2 separate regions of the Homo sapiens genome follow, and region 1 is linked to region 2. A link is an interaction called in ENCODE POLR2A ChIA-PET data of the cell type or tissue named here. Cell type or tissue: B cell. All regions are shown on one strand.

Region 1 (4,000 bases), 710 kb before region 2:
TTTTGAATATTCAGTCATTCTGCTTTGGTAGCATACAAGGAAAGATCAGTTTTCTCTAGGAGAGAAGTTACTTAACATAACTTCTGAGAAAGAATAGTTATTTAACATAAAAAAGAAAGTTATTTAACATAACTTCTGAGAAAGAATAGTTCTCATTGATAACTTGGAAAACTACAAAAAGCATAGTGTATTTTTGGATCCCATGGTTTCTATATATTTATTTCCATCTGGGAAGAACAGTCAGGTTTTGATGTGGACTCTGAGGGTGCTGATTACTTCCTCTTTTTCTCTCACCCCCAGGACTCCCTGGAGGAAAAGCGGAAGCGGCAGCGGTCTGAACGCCTGGAACGGATTTTCCAACTTAGTGAGGCTCATGGGGCCCTGGCACCTGTGTATGGGACTGAAGTCCTGGATTTCTGTACCCTGCCCCAACCTGTTGCCAGCCCCATCGGCCCTCGTTCTCCTGGCCCCAGCCACCCCACCTTTTGGACTTATACCGAGGCTGCCCACCGGGCTGTACTGTTTCCCCAGCAGCGACTAGACCAGCTGTCAGAAATCATTGAGAGGTTGGCAGGGCTAAGTGCTAATGGGGAGTGGGTCTTGGGGCCTCAGAGTGGATGTAGTGCTTAGGGCTGGTGAAGGTGTTAACTTCTGGGGCATTTCAGAGTCCCATCTTTTACACTGCCTGCTTCTTCCTTTCACAGGTTCATCTTTGTCATGCCTCCTGTGGAGGCACCTCCCCCTTCCCTGCATGCCTGCCACCCACCTCCTTGGCTGGCCCCACGTCAGGCAGCCTTCCAGGAGCAATTGGCCTCTGAGCTCTGGCCCCGGGCTCGTCCTTTGCACCGTATTGTGTGTAACATGCGCACCCAGTTCCCTGACTTAAGACTCATCCAGTATGATTGCGGTGAGTTTGTTGGCCAGTGTAGGACCCTTGACTTCTCTTCTTTTCTTAGTATTAAGACTGTTGTATCAGAGGGATGCTGCACTTAAGTTCTCTTGCGATTTCTGTAAAGCTTTAGATGGTTTTTTAGGTTATGCTTATGGGCAAGATAGAGAAATGTAAGCCTTGTTAGATTCTTGACATTCATAAATATGACTTTCTTCTTTTTTTTTATTTTGAGACAAAGTCTCGCTCAGTCGCCCAGGCTGGAGTGCAGTGCAGTGGTGCAGTCTCAGCTCACTGCAGCCTCCCAGGTTCAAGTGGTTGTCCCACCTCAGCCTCCAGAATAGCTGTGATTACAGACATACGCCACCATGCCTGGCTAATTTTTGTATTTTTAGTAGAGATGGGATTTCGCCATGTTGGCCAGGTTGGTCTCGAACTACTGACCTCAAGCGATCCTCCCGCCTCAGCCTCCAAAGTGCTGGGATCACAGGCATGAGCCACCATGCCCGGCCATGAATTTGACTTTCATGAAAGTTGAAAATGTGCTGCTAACTCCTTCATTCAGTGATCATTTTGTGAACATGTTACATTTTGCTAATCATTTGGGATACAATAGCAAGTAAGACAGTGCAGCATAGAGTTTTTATTTAGCTGTATGGGAAAAGATGTCTGGTGGTACAAGACTGCACAGTAAGTAAACAGTAAATTTTGGTCTTGGAAAAGACAAGGACCTTTTTGTGTTGACTAGAATTATTTGGCGGTAACAGAAAACCAACTAACAGTCATTGTTTTCTTAATGAGCCAATCTGAGAATAGTGGTGTGTAGCTGTTTCAGTAGCTTAACGATATTTTCAGGGACCAGGACCTTTTCTTCCTTCTTTCTTTCTTTTTTTTTCAGATAGAGTCTCACTCTGTCGCCCAGGCTGGAGTGCAGTGGCTCGATCTCGGCTCACTGCAACTTCCGCCTCCTGGGTTCAAGCGATTCTCCTGCTTCAGCCTCCTGAGTAGCTGGGATTACAGGTGCACACCACCACACCCGGCTAATTTTTGTATTTTTAGTAGACACGGGGTTTCACCATGTTGGTCAGGCTGGTCTCGATCTCCTGACCTCGTGATCTGCCCACCTTGGCCTCCCAAAGTGCTGGGATTACAGGTGTGAACCACTGCGCCCAGCCTTTTTTTTTTTTTTGAGATGGAGTTTCGCTGTGTTTCAAGGTATTCTCCTGCCTCAGCCTCCCGAGTAGCTGGGATTACAGGTGCCCACCACAACGCCTGGGTGATTTTTTTGTATTTTTAGTAGAGACAGGGTTTCACCATGTTGGCCAGGCTGGTCTCGAACTCCTGACCTCGTGATCCCCTTGCCTCGGCCTTCCAAAGTGCTGGGATTACACACGTGAGCCATTGCACCCAGCCTTAAGGGACCAGGACTTTATCTTTCTACCCTGCTGTACCATCTTTAGCTTTTTATCTTTTTATTCTCATGCTTTTGTTTCTTCATGATGTTAGGATGGCTGCCATAACTCCAGGGTATACACCAATCCTCTAAACAAGAAACAAGGGGTTGAGACAAAACACTCTGAGAAGGTTTTCTGGGAACAAAAGACCTCCAAGCTGACTTTGCTTCATAACTCATTGGCTCAAACTGAGCTATATGCCCATACTTAGAGCAATCACTGACAAAGGGGAATAGCAAAAAAGACCTCTGGCTTATTTAGATCAACTTGATTTATTTTCTGGGTTTGGGTTGGGGCCTTCTTCACCTGGGAGCAAAGAACCTCTGCCAGCTGTCCAGGGTTAATCAGGTTCTTTTACCCAAGAATGGCTATTGGGTAAGTGACTAGTTCCACAGCCCTGCACAGACATTTGTATAGTAACATGTTTCGAGATTTTTTAAATTTCCTAGAATATAAGAAAATCAAAATTTTTATTAATATGTGTTCAATAAATGTTTTAGTAAAAAAAAGTGTTTTTGTTACATTTGAAACTATTCAGAGTAGATGAACTGAAAGTCTTGGTTAAAAGTGTTCAAGGCCGGGTGTGGTGACTCATACTTGTAATCCCAGCACTTGGGTAGGCTGAGGTGGGCAGCTCACTTGAGGCAAGTAAAGACCAGCCCAGGCAACATGGCGAAACCCTGTCTCCTCAAAAACTGAAAAATTAGTGGATATAGTGGTGCACACCTATAGTCCCAGCTACTCAGATGGCTGGATTGCAGGAGCCTGGGAGGTTGAGGTGCAGTCAGCTGTGATCATGCCACTGCACTCTAGCCTGGGTGACAGGGTGAGACCTTGTCTCAAAAATAAAATAAGGCTGGGCCTGGTGGCTCATGTCTGTAATCCCAGCACTTTGAGAGGCTGAGGTGAGTGGATCACTTGAGTTCATGAGTTGGAGACCAGCCTGGGCAACATGGCGAAACCCTGTCTCTACAAAAAATACAAAAATTAGCCAGGCGTGGTGACATACGCCTGTAGTCCAAACTACTTGGGAGGCTGAGGTGGGAGGATGGCTTGAGCCCGGGAGGCAGAGGTTGCAGTGAGCTGAGATCGCACCACTGCACTCCAGCCTGGGTAATAGAGCCAGACCTTGTCTCAAAAAATGAAATAATAAAGTGTTCAGGCTGGGCACGGTGGCTCACGCCTGTAATCCCAGCACTTTGGGAGGCTGAGGCAGGTGGATCACCTGAGGTCTGGATTTGGAGACCAGCCTGACCAACATGGAGAAACCCTGTCTCTACTAAAAATACAAAATTATCCGGACGTGGTGGCACATGCCTGTAATCCCAGCCACTCGGGAAGCTGAGGCAGGAAAATTGCTTGAATCCAGGAGGTGGAGGTTGCCGTGAGCTGAGATTCCACCATTGCACTCCAGCCTGGGCAACAAGAGCAAAACTCTGTCTCAAAAAAAAAAAAAGGAAAAGGAAAAAAATAAAAGTTCAAACTGTGTTACCAGAAATGTTGAAGTTATTTCTGTGTTTGATGGAAGGTTGAACTAGATAAACTTTCTAAGAGCCTTTACTGTTCTGATCTGTGACCTTAAATCCCTGTCTGTAAGCTGTGACCATGGATTTGTTGATATCTATCCTGTGAATCTGTTCTGGATTTCAGGTGGTAT
Region 2 (4,000 bases):
ATCTGCCGGTGCTGCAGCAGGTAGGAGCTCTGGCTGAAACGCTTTCCACAGTCAGGGCAAAGGGGAGGCTTCTCATGAGCAGGGCTTCGGAGATGACCGCTCAGGGAGTAACTGTACGGGAGGCTTTGCCGCACTTGGCGCAGCTGTGGGGCCTCTGCCGCACTCAGGCTTCCCGTGGCCACGAGCTCACAGTCTGGGAGCAGCACCCGGCCCCAGGCCTCGGGGGCTGTCTGGAGAGTTCTCTAATGTAAGACGCTGGGCAATGTCATCTGAAGGTGTTTCTTGAGGCTCTCGGGCATGTCCCTGGGTGTTCCCCATCACTAAGTCCATCCTCTTGGATACGCTGGTCCTCACTGCCGTGTCCAGTTCCTGCGGAAGGAAAGATTTCAGATCCCAGAGCCATCATTCTCTCTAGAGGGAGAGAAAACCACAGAAAAATTTTACTACAAACTGCAAAGGAGACTTTGCTTTCAGAATCCTGTAATCAATGCTTCTTTATTACTATTTTACTTTTTCTTTCCTTCTTTTTTTTTTTTTTTTTTTTTTTTAAGACAGGGTCTATTTCTGTTGCCCAGGCTGGAATGCAGTAGTACGATCTCTGATCACTGCAACCTTTGCCTCTCTGGCTCAAGTGATCCTCCCGCTTCAGTCTCTCAAGTAGCTGGGACTGTAGTTGCACACCACTAGGCCCAGCATTTTTTTTTTTTTTTTTGGTAGAAGCTGGTTTTTATCATGTTGCCCAAGCTGCTCTCAAACTCCTGGGCTCAAGCGGTTGGCCCACCTGGGCCACCCAAAGTGCTGGGATTGCAAGCATGAGCTACCATGCCCGGCCTCCTATAATCAATGTTTTTTTTTTTTTTTTTTTGAGAGGGAGTCTTGCTCTGTCACCCAGGCTGGAGTGCAGTGGTGCTAGCTATGTCGGCTCACTGCAACCTCTGCCACCCGGGTTCAAGCGATTCTCCTGCCTCAGCCTCCCGAGTAGCTGGGATTACAGGCGCCTGCCACCATTGCCGGCTAATTTTTTTTTGTATTTTAGTAGAGACAGGATTTCACCATGTTGGTCAGGCTGGTCTCAAACTCCTGACCTCATGATCCACCCACCTTAGCCTCCCAAAGTGCTGGGATTACAGGTGTGAGCCACTGCACATGGCCAATCAATGCTTCTTAATAGTAAGATTTATTTTAAAATTTGGATTGGGGTTATAAGACTTTCAGTAGTCTTGGATATTACCATCTTTATCCTGAATGAAAGTGTAGCAAGAGGCTGGGCGCAGTGGCTCATGCCTATAATCCTAGCACTTTGGGAGGCTGAGGCCAGAGGATCCTTGAGCCCAGGAGACTAACCTGGGCAACAAAGCAAGACCCTGTCTGTATTAAAATTACAAAAGCGTGGTAAGGATCATTTCCTCATTAACCTTGAACATCCAAACACAAACCATCAAAAAGAATCAACTTCAGAAAGACATTATTGCTTTATTGGTTAAGGTGATTAAAAGAAGGGGGCCCCTCAGGCCACAAAGATAATTAACTGATTGTCACAAACCATATTGAAACTCTTTTTTAAAAAGGGTATAGATAACTTTTAATTTACAATTTTAACAATCAAAGTAGCCAAGAGTAGAGTTTGCAATAGGACTAGAAAGTATTCCAGTGGCTCATATATAAGTGGGCTAATTTTATCTATTTTTAGGCCTATTAGGCCTGTCAGTCTGGATTTTCCATTACTTGGAAATGGGGACTGGGGAACAGATGCTTCTGGCCACTCTGAGCCCTGGCTTGATCCTTGGGTCTCATCTCTCTCTCTCTCCCCGTTTGTGCTTCACCTCTCAGCGGATACTTGGCTCTTATCTCAGGACCTGACCTCCCACTGAGCTCCAAGCCTGCAAAGCATGCTGCCACCCAGTTATTTCCCCCTTAACATCCTGCCATCACTTCAAATTTAATACCCCTATGCCAAAAAATCACTGACTCCTAATTTCACTTTTGTTGGTGGCACCAGTTTTATTCTCTTGGACACCTAAGCTCAAAAACAGTGGAACTTCTTTTGACTCATCGCTCTCCTTCCTTCCCTAGAAGTGAGCTACCATTTAAAAGTGATGTGCTCATTCTCAGCAAACTATCCCAAGGACAAAAAAATAAACACCGCATGTTCCCACTCATAGGTGGGAATTGAACAATGAGAACACATGGACACAGGAAGGGGGACATCACACACCGGGGCCTGTTGTGGGGTGGGGGGAGGGGGGAGGGATAGCATTAGCAGATATACCTAATGTAAATGACGAGTTAATGGGTGCAGCACACCAACATGGCACATGTATACATATGTAACAAACCTGCACGTTGTGCACATGTACCCTAGAACTTAAAAGTATAATGATACAAAAAAAGTGATGTGCTATCATCAGTCACCCGAGAAATGCAAATTAAAACCACAAGGAGTGCCCTTATGCACCCACTAAAATCGAGCAGACTGAAGGTGCTAACTGTTGCCTGAGGATATGGAGTCTCACACATTGCTGGGGAAATATAAAATGGCCTGGGCATTTTGGAAACCAGTTTTGGTTAACAGTAAATTAAATGTACACTTACCACATGACTCAATAATTCTACTCTTAGGATTTACTCAAGGAAAATAAAAACATATGTCCACACAAAGACTTTTTCACAAATGTGCATATCAGCTTTATTCATAATAGGCATAAGATAGAAACATCCAAATGTCCATCAATGGGTGGAAGAATAAAGTGTGGTTTACCCATGTAACAGAATACTAGCAACAAAGAGGAACTGCTGTTACCTGCAAGCAATGGATGAATCTCAAAATTATGTTAAACCAGAGAAGCCAGACACAAGAGAATACATACTATATGATTCAATTTCTGTGAAATTCCATTTCTACAAAAAGCAAAACTTACTCATAGGGGCAGAAAGTAGACCAGTGGTTCTCTGGGGCTGGGTCAGGGAGAGAGCAGCTGACTGCACGGGGCATGAGAGGGTGACGGCAAAGTTCTGCACCCTGAATGTGATGATGGTTATGCCCGTGTACACATTCACCAAAAACCAGCAACCTGTACACTTAAAGTGGGTGTGTTTTATATATAACTTATACTTCAGTAAGTGTCAGCACAGATAGGCTAAGCCTCTTCTGAGATGTAACACAGGTAGACAGGAGTATCAGTGCTGACTGGCCAACTATCTTTAAAATATTTTATTAAGCTATAAATAATACGGAGTTGAAATAGCCAGGACTTACAGTGTACTTACTACATGCCAGGTACTATTCTAAGAGTTTCCACATATTGGTTAGACCTCACAACAACTCTCCAAGATACTAACGATTACCCCATTTTATAGATGAAGAAACTGAGGCATAGAAAGTTTAAGTAATTTAGAAAAGCCATATATACGGTAAAAAAATTTTTGGCTCCAGGGAGCTTCCTCTGAACTACTATGCCACAATACTTCTCATTAGGACAATTTTGAAATAGACACACTCCTTCCTCCATAATTTCATCTCCTCTACAAAAAATATTTTCACGTTTGCATATTTTATTCAGGCTTTGCCAACATGCATATGCATTTTAACTACTCCATAATCATAGTTTAGACACAGAGCAAGAGGAAGCCATTCCAAGCAACAGACGAGTCTAATTTTGCTCTCTGAAAAATAAGCATTTTTTTAACTTATGAACATTTCTCATTCATTCACATTCTTTCATAATGATCTATTTTAATGGCTTTGTTTGAAATACCATATTATATTGTATTCATTTCCTTTATTATTGGAATAGATCATTAGTAGAGATAATGCTGTAATGAGCATCTTCATGGAATGCACAGAGCTTATTTTTTTTCCATGTGGAATCTTTTATGTAGGAATCATTCCCAGGAGCGCAGCTGCTGCCCCATATAAGAAAGGGCCTCTGGCCTCGATAAAGCAGCAGCTCTTATACCAGTATGAATGAGCTACTGTCCAATTTGCTAGTGCCTGAGACTG

The links. Peaks named below come from ENCODE experiments on the same cell type or tissue, not always from the same donor. Only the 100,000 strongest peaks of a DNase experiment are listed, where the experiment ranks them.
Region 1: POLR2A ChIA-PET joins it to region 2 with 5 read pairs; 3 of 35 experiments call an interaction of 5 or more read pairs at or near these places.

The regions. Positions count from the first base shown.
Region 1 is chr16:30,728,666-30,732,665 of GRCh38, forward strand. SRCAP (Snf2 related CREBBP activator protein) reads left to right here. Exons shown (of 34, transcript NM_006662.3): 26 at 301-566; 27 at 705-907. Among named protein-coding and RNA genes, the nearest start is that of TMEM265, 10 kb to the right of the region's middle. RefSeq lists an enhancer at 3,026-3,185. In B cell, no CTCF peak of the experiment used is centred here; no DNase peak of the experiment used is centred here.
Region 2 is chr16:31,436,774-31,440,773 of GRCh38, forward strand. ZNF843 (zinc finger protein 843) reads right to left here. Exons shown (of 2, transcript NM_001136509.3): 2 at 1-411. The coding sequence starts at 76. Among named protein-coding and RNA genes, the nearest start is that of ZNF843, 4.0 kb to the right of the region's middle. In B cell, no CTCF peak of the experiment used is centred here; a DNase peak (open chromatin) is centred at 2,448; H3K27me3 peaks cover 73 bases.